2 separate regions of the Homo sapiens genome follow, and region 2 is linked to region 1. Evidence: read pairs that join two places in POLR2A ChIA-PET (ENCODE). Cell type or tissue: MCF 10A. All regions are shown on one strand. Links, peaks and the distances in the headings refer to the core of each region. The heading gives the core; the rest is flanking DNA.

Region 1 (4,388 bases), core at 254-4,253:
AAAGTGAACTTGAGAAGGGTCAGCCCAGAAGGACTTTGCTTTTTTAAGTCTGATTTTACGTGCAAAATTCAGGTAGAAAGAAAAACTGCCATGAGATATGAGCATGGGGGGCATCAAGTTGGGCTAAATTCACCACTGCTTAGCCCAGAGAGGCGCAGAGGCTGCTTATTATGCTTCCCAGCTCCTCACTGACCCAGAATTGGCTATGGGACCTGGCTGAGGTCAGCACAGACCAACAGAACTCTTCTGACAATAGAAATGCTCTGTACCTGCTCCGTCCCATCTGGTACCCAATAGCTATAGTAGCACTTGAAATGTGGCTGTAGGCTGGGCACGGTAGCTCACATCTGTGGCCCCAGCTACTCAGGGGGCTGAGGTGGGAGGATAGCTTCAGACCAGGGGTTCAAGACCAGCCTGAGCAACATAGTGAGACCCCAACTCTACAAAAAATAAACAATTATCTGTTCTTGGTGATGCCCACCTCTAGTCTGGGCTACTTGAGAGGCAGAAGCTGGAGGGTCGCCTGAGCCCAGAAGTTCAGTGTTACAATGAGCTATAATGATTGCACCACTGCAATCCAGCCTGGGTGACAGGGTGAGACCCTATCTCTAAATTTAAAAAAGAAAGACCGAAACGATGTGACTCTGGCAATTGAGCAACTGAATTGTTAATTTTATTTAATTTTAATTGATTTAGATTTAAAGAGCCATATTTAAATGATGGCTAGTGTCTACTGTACTAGACCACACAGTTTTAGGCTCTGGGGAAAGAGAGCTGCAATTGATTAGCAATGTCTGCCAGGGACGCAGGCTGGGAAGATAAGGCACAAATGCCATATTACAGAAGGACCAGAGATCCAGTGTGATCTGGGTCACCTGAGACCTAAATCAGTGATTCTGGTGCCTGCACAGTTTCAGCATTCAGGAGGAAAAGTGTCTGTGAAGTTTAGTGTCACCCCCTACTCTTCAGTCTCATGGTCTAGTCAGGCAACTGCAAGTCTCTTTACTAGTTTTCTTCCACAGCAGACAGAGGGGTCCTTCCAAAATACCAATGCAGCCATTATCTACCTTGCTTGAAAGCCTGAATCTAATCCTCCAACCATGGCCACCAAGACCTATCCTGAGGCTGTGCCCCTCTGTGGCCTAGGCCCCTCAGTCTTCTCCACCTCCATCCAACACAGACCCCACCAGTCCTGGCTGGTTCTTCCTCTGCTCCACTGCACAGGAAGCTCCAAAGCAAGGGCTTCCTCTTGCACCATCTTAGCACCTCCACCGAAAGCACAGGACCTGAAGAGTCCCCACGGGAGGCTCACATGATTCCAGGAACTCCCAAGTCTACATTATTTTTATGTCCTTCCAATAATAAGACAAGAATCCTTATCGCCCTGTTTTGCAGATGAGGATACTGAGGTTCAAAGAGGGAAAGAGTTTGGCCAAGAACAAAAGAGAAAATGGCATATCTGAGACTCAGACCTGGGTAGATGTCCCTCCCAAACTTGGCCTCAGCACAAGGGTTGCACTGAGAATGGAAATCAGGTCATAGGACACCCAGTCCACTATTTCTTTTACTATTAACTCAACAAATGTTATGTGATGGAAGGGAGGAAGGGGTGGGTGGGTATGTGTATGGATGGGTAGATGGGTGGGTGTGTGTATGGATGAGTAGATGAGTTGGTGCATAGGTGGATGGATAGATAGATGGATAAATGGATTGATACATGGATGGTTGGATGGATGGATGGATGGATGGATGGATGGATGGATGGATGGATGTGTACATGGATGGGTGGATGGATGAGTGTATAGGTGGGTGGATGGATGGATGGATGGATAGATGGATGGAGATGTGGGTGGATGGATAAATATGTAGGTGGATGGCTAGATGGATGGATAAATGTATGGATAGATGGATGAATAGATGAATGGATCAATGGGTGACTAGATGGATTGATGGATGTGTATATAGATGCATGCAAACACACATGAATGAATGCAAGGGCAACAAAACACGGTAACAAGTCATGAATAGGGAATGGGATGAGGTCATCGTCCACCTTTCTCTTAACCATATTCAGGTATATCAGAAAATGAGGTCATGTGAAAAAATTATTTGAGACTTTTGTTTTTAAAGAGATAAAGTAGCTGGCAAGCTGTGCGTATGGAGCAAGCCCTGAGCTGTGTGAGGGCCTGCTCCCCCCACTCCTCCCCTGCCTCCACTCCCCCCACTCCTGCTGGCTCACTGAACCCCTCCCTAATGCTGCTTTCCCATGGGAAGGCTGAGAAGCAATAGCAATTTCTTCTGAATGGAACTCTCCCCTGAGCCAAAGAGTAAACAGGAGCCAGCAAAGAGCTCAAGTTGGTGTGTAACTGCTCGGGCGGTGATTACATAACCAGGACATACCTGGGAGAGGCACTGATCCAGGGGATTTTAACAAGCAAGTGGGGAGGGCTAGCGTGGGAGGCGGGCAGGGGGAACGCCCAGTGCAGGAATGGCCGTGCAGCTACCTGGCCTTGCTGGGAACTGGAGCCGGCTTGCTTGGGGAGGAAGGACACTCAAGTGTCACTTACTGAGAGCCTTGTACCATGACAGTCCTCTTGCATGATTCCTTTGTTTAATCCTCACAAGGGCACTACAGAGTGGGCTAGTTCAGCTATGTTCCCTTTGATAGATGAAAAATTAAAACTAGACACAGAGAGGGGTAGCCAGGCAGCAACTGTGTGGTGAGCTGGGATAGCCCCAGACTGGCTCCAGGGACTGCAGGGTAGACCGAGCTATAAGGCTGGTGCTTTCTCTTCTCCTCTCCCTTCCCTGCCTTGCTGTCCTCCTTCCCTCCCTCCTTCCTCAATTCCTGCCATCAGATCACGTGTCCAAATATTCTTCCAATTGTCCACCCATCCACCCACCTGGTGCCCAGTGGCTTTTCCCTTCTCTCCACAGTAGTGGACCTGCATCAAGAAAGGGACCAAAGGGAAGCAAGATGCAGCTGCTGCCTGCAGAAGGGCTTTCTGACAAGGACGGGTGATGTAGAAGCATCCACCTGCCACAGGACATAGCTTGAACACTTCGGGTGCTGAGCCCTTCCTGCCTGTGGGATACTGAGCAGTTTTGCAATGATTTTCTCCTTTCACCCGCGAGACGGCTCCAAGTTCAAAGCCATTATTCTCCTGTGGCAGAGAGGAGACTGAAGTCCAGAGAGGTGGGCTCAGGGTCTCATGGGAGCCTCAACCTTGGGACTTGGAGGTCAGGGAGGGCTTTCCAGAGGGGGTAGCCTCAAGCTGGCAGAGCAGTTCAGGGTGGGGGATGTTTTTAGCCGCTAGAGCCTTGGGATGGCGAAAGTGGGGAGAGGGTCCTTTGCTGCCTGGCATTCGGCTGCCCCACTATCCTCCAGGAGGAGGGGACTTGGGAAAGCCATGGCGCACCCAGGCAGAGCCCTGGCCAGGCTGAGGACAATTGGCCCAGAGCAGTGGCTTCAGCCCTAGAGCATGGTTGCAGAGTGAGACCATGCACACTGAGACCCTTCTCTGTGTCTCCCCGTCTACAAAGGGAGGGTGAAGTGAGACAAAGCGTGGAAGCTGTGTTGGCACCTGGTGAGTTCTTAGAGGTGGAGGTCCCTGTGGATGCTGCAACTGATAATACGTATCTCCCCAAAGTCCTGCAGGAAGGGCTGGAGCCCAGCCGACAAGCAACAGGGGAGGCCTTGCGCCCAGGTGTTCTTGCCTGCCTGGGCTGTCTGGGGCAACCAGGTCCAAACGGGGTGTCACCCCCAAGGGCGGGACTAGGGTACAAGTCACATCATGAGGGAGACCTCCCTTTCCCACGGCACCCCAGAGCTGCCAAGCGCCACGCTGCCATTGCATAAGCCACCGACCTGCCACCGCTGGCTGCCCCGTGCGTTGCCACGTAAATAGAACCCTGTATTTACCTACCCTGGGGAAGGGACAGGCCTACCTGGTGGGCGGGGAGACAGCAGCTCAGAGGCCTCCAGCTCTGATTTCTGTTCTGCTCCAAGTGCACACACATCCTGTGCCCAGGAGCTGGGCTTGGGTGGGGGTGCACCGGCAGAAGGGGCCAAAGGAAACTCTGCGTCCTGGGAGCATGGGCCAAAGGCCTCTGGGTTGCAGGCTCAGGTTGCAGCCACCAGCTCTGGGCGGGGGAGACCAGACTTGCCTTGCAGGCTACGGCCATATCTGAGCAGCAAGCGTCAGATGGCACTGATGGCCCCAGAGACCTCCCTGCTGTTGGCACTGGTCAGCTGCACAGGAAGGACAAATGGCCATCTGCACAGCCAGGGCCAGAGCCCAGGAGTCTCCAGGAGCCAGCCATGGGCACAGCCCCACCTGTAACAACCATTCCTCCAGAAAGCCAAACTCAGTAAAGACTTATTTTGT
Region 2 (4,388 bases), core at 295-4,294, 59 kb after region 1:
GGACTCCCCAGCCCCCATCACGGCATGGAAAACTACATGCACAAGGGCTTCTGGGGACAATGGATTTAGCCAACAGAATCTTGAAAGAGCGCAGGACTCAACCCCATACTGCCTCTGACCTGCCCCTTCCCTCTCTCTGCCTCAGTTTCTCCATTTGTGCAGGGCAAGAGGTCTGGACCTGATGCTCTCTGAGGTCCTTACTGCCTATTGGATAAAGTATAAAACAAAGAGCCATGGATGGAGTCTGGTGTTTCCCAGGCTGCAGCTGGGCTCTGGGCCAGGGCACACCCTCCGGACTCCATGGGCAAACAGATGGGGACAGTCAAATGGGCCACTTGGCAGAGGCAGGCTAGACAAGGCTGGGCTGGCTGGCACCAGGCAGGATGCCCCCATGGTCAGCCCGGGCAGCAGGGAGTGTCTGCAGGACGGGACATGCTTGGGGGCCCACGCCTCCAACCCCGAGGTTCCCCCACCACCTTCCCTCCCTGGGCTCTCTCTCCAGGAATGAGAGCCTCAGCAGCAGGCAGGCCCATGTCCCTGAGTGACCCCACCTAGGCTCAGGCCCAGGGCTGTGAGGCGCCAGCAGCTCATGGAAGCTCGCAGTGGGGTACAGGTCTGTGGAGACTCCAACCAGCCACAAGCCATCAGCCTCATCCTCAGCCCTCCGTCTTCAGCTCAGATGCCACTGGCTGGGGCCAGGAAACGAAGGGTTGTGGGATGACCTGCCCAGGTGGGAGCTGAGAAAGGCTCTGACACATGGCTGGTGCAGGGTGGCTGCCCTGGGTTCAGGTCCCAGACACTCTGCTTTCCAGCTGCACTATTTTGAACAAGCTATTTCCTCTTCCTGAGCCTCACTTTCTCCATCTGTGAAATGGGCATGATCCCAGTGTCTTGCTCTTAAGAGATGATGTCAGGACTACATAAGGAAATGAAATGCATGAAACTTTTGCTGAAAGACAGCTAAAACAAACTGATGATAAGAAAAGAACAGAAAAAAAACTGATCTGGTCTGTTCTTTCAAGAATTGCACCTCACACTGGGCATCAGGAAAGATACTGATTCGAGAATCCAAGGTTCCTGCTGGAAGGAGACCCTTCCTTGGGCCTGTCAAGAAAGTGACCCGCATTTGCCCCACTGGGCACTCAGCCCCAAAAGGTGGAGACTTAGCATAATGTCAGAACCCAGACATTTTTTTTTCCTATTGGAAATTTTTATTATCTTTAAATCCAATTCTGAGGGTACGAAAGTCACAAATGTAGCCTCTGTGAGTCACGAGCCGTCGGCAGAAAAATGCTATTGAGACTTGAAGAGGGCGGCAGAGATCTCCAAAGATTGGGTGGGTTTCTTTAAGCCTCTCAGAAGTTCTCATTTCACAGCCAGCTGACATGCACATAAAGGAGCAAGACTTTTCCCAAGGAAATGTCTCACACAGCCAGGGCAAGGCTAGTCACCCCCACAGATGCCTGTGATCACTGCATCAGGCCTGCTGTCAGCTGTCCCGCTGGGAGGGCAAGGTGCCCATCCCCTCCTGGCCACCAAGGTGTTTGTTTCTTTGGGTTTCTACCGATGAGCCAGGGGCTGCTGATTTTCTTGGCTGTTTCTAAGGCCAAGAAATGTGTCGGGCAGCCTCGGGTACTGAGGCAGGCCAAAAGAGTTCGGGTGCCAGGCCCCAGACATCCAGCCCAACTGCCCAAGGCTGCTTGCTCCCAGTCACATTAGTGACAGCCCATCCCTCACCATGAGCCCTCGCCAGGCTCTGTGTGAAGGGCCTGATGCATGAGGTCTCATTGCAGCCCCACAGGAACCCCTCAAATTGCTATCTTTATGCCCATTTTGCATATGGGAAAACTGAAGCTCAGAGAGGTGAAATGACATGCCCAAGACCCCACTTCTACAAAGTGGTAGAGCTGGGATTGGAATGCATGTCTTTCTGGCCCAGTATCTGCCCCCTTCACCATGCTTCTGCCTCCTGAACTTAAGTCACTAAGAGTTATTTGCCAGCGACTACTACATGGATAGCCTCCATTAGGAACAGAATGGGGACAAGCATGATCCCAGTCCTGAAGAAACTTGTGGCCTGACTGAATGAATAAGCGAAAAAATGAATAAACAAATGAATGATGTGGAGCCTCTGACAATAAACTGATTGAGTAAGTTTTCCTTCTTTGGAATCCTAGTTGCTCTAAATCGGCAGAATCCTGAAAATATTTAAATGTGCTTTTGGATCTGCCTGAGCCTTAGAAAAGGGCTTACTCAAGTGTCACGTTTTGGGGATAAGGCCCAGAAACAGGGACCAGGAGGCATGAAACAGGGCAAGAGGACAAGCCCATCTGAGGGTGTGTCTTACAGCTGGCGCTGCTGCAGAGTGCACACCTCGCCAGCATGAGTCAGATGGCTGAGAAGCTCCCAAAGGCACTGCAGCAGAGAACCCCAGAGCAGAAAGGACAGACTGTGGCAGCAGGAGTGGGTGTTGTCAGATTTTTGCCCCCATGCAGCCAGCTGTCAGCAGAAGGGCTGCAGTAAGGAAGGTGGAGATGATTTGAGGCAGGACACAGAAAGTGTCCAACACAAGGCCCACTGGTGCATTTGTTCATTCTATCGATGTTTATACTAAACCAGATGTTGGAGACAAATAGATATGAGATGGACTGATGGATGGATGGATGGATGGATGGATGGATGGATGGATGGATGGATGGAAAGGCTGGTGATGGAGCCCAGATTCCTCTGCTATTAATAGCCCAGGCACCTCTGCACTGGGAATGAGTCCAAAAAACAAAAGGAGATCCTGAGCCAGGTTGGAGCTGGAAAACCAACAAGACACCCTGAAACAAATCTTTATGTCTGATGCAATTGGCTTGGGGGCTGGGAGGTGGAAGGTGGCCTTCAGCCAGGAGACATAACTTATCTCCTGATGGGCCTACAGAAAAGCCTCCCAGCTCTGGAGCATGTGGGCCAGGGTTTTAATCTCGGCTCCCTTTCTTTGAGGCTGGCTGCATTACCTTGAGCAAGTCACTTGAATTCTCCAAGTCTTGTTTGCCTCATATATAAATGAGGATAGTAGGAGTTCCTGCCCTTGGCCATCTCTGCTGCAATTGTGTCCCCCTGTGGAGGAACTCTCATCTCGTGGTATACCTGGCAGCCCCTTCTCTGGGTGAAGAAACTGGACCTTGAAGTGCAGAAAGTTCTCTTAAGATCCCAAGATCATATCCCAGACTAGAATATCTGGTCACCAATTCTACCACTAGTCTACAGTGATAGATTAATGGGTAGGCCAGTGGGATTTGGAGCCCCAGCTGTGATTCTGAATATGACATGGGCTACTCCAAGACACACATGGAGTCTTTAAGAATACCCCATGGCCTGCTCCAAGTCTGGATTCATCTGTATTCTATTTACACCTCCAGATGTTGACCATCACTGAGTGGAAGGTGGCTACATCACCAAGGGGCATAATCCAGAGGTGTTCTTAGAAAATGAGATGAGCTGTCCACTTCCCAAATGGAGTATGCCAAAGGCACTTATGGACTGGGAGCCCTGCAAGGGGAACAAGAGCCACTCCCATTAAGGCAGAAAGGTAGGGAGGGAGAGATGAGTTTGTTAATTGATCAATTGATTGGCTATTGAATTGGTTAGTTGGTTATTTAATTGGTTGGTTGGTTAGTTGGTTATTTAATTGGTTAATTAGTTAGTTGGTTGTTAGGTTGTTTAGTTAGTTGCTTATTGAATTGGTTGGCTGATTGGTTAGTTGATTGGTTGGTTGGTTGGTTGATTGGTTGGTTGGTTGGTTGGTTGGTTGGTTGGTTGGTTGGTTGGTTGGTTGGTTATTTAACCGATTGATTGGTTGGTTGGTTGGTTAGTTGGTTGGTTGGTTGGTTGGCTGAATGGTAATTTAACCGATTGGTTGGTTGGTCCAAATGGTAAAAGTGATCGTCATCCCTGGAGTTTGCCAGACTGGCTGCATCATCAATTCATTCCTTCATAGTCAGGCAGTCATTCATTCAATGCATTCTGACTGCCTCCTGGGTGAACATTCTGGTAGCAGTGAAGTCTACCAGCTCCCACCCAGGTACAAGCAGTGTGTGGAGCCACAAAACCAGATTCTGTGAATATAGACAGCCTGTCTGCTGCTTCCCCCTGTGGCCTGGCCCAAGTCACAGGGAGTCAGCCCAAGTGGTCAAGCTCTGAAGCCTTGATCATGTGCCTATCTCTCTGGGGCTCAATTTTTTGGTCCATGAAGAGGGGGCAACATGGGCCTCTCTCTTCCAGGGCAGCTGTAAGGGCAGAGGAGATGGTGCCTGAAGCTCTCTGGGCTCACAGACGAGTGCTCTGGGTGGCAGCAGTGGAAAGGACCTGCTCTACTTGAAGGAAACCTGGAAATTGAGAAA

Evidence for each region. Peaks named below come from ENCODE experiments on the same cell type or tissue, not always from the same donor. Only the 100,000 strongest peaks of a DNase experiment are listed, where the experiment ranks them.
Region 2: POLR2A ChIA-PET joins it to region 1 with 6 read pairs; 1 of 35 experiments calls an interaction of 5 or more read pairs at or near these places.

What each region holds. Positions count from the first base shown.
Region 1 is chr11:69,272,771-69,277,158 of GRCh38, reverse strand. No RefSeq gene overlaps it. Among named protein-coding and RNA genes, the nearest start is that of MYEOV, 19 kb to the left of the region's middle. In MCF 10A, for the core only: no CTCF peak of the experiment used is centred there; a DNase peak (open chromatin) is centred at 2,388.
Region 2 is chr11:69,213,945-69,218,332 of GRCh38, reverse strand. No RefSeq gene overlaps it. Among named protein-coding and RNA genes, the nearest start is that of SMIM38, 60 kb to the right of the region's middle. In MCF 10A, for the core only: no CTCF peak of the experiment used is centred there; a DNase peak (open chromatin) is centred at 2,372.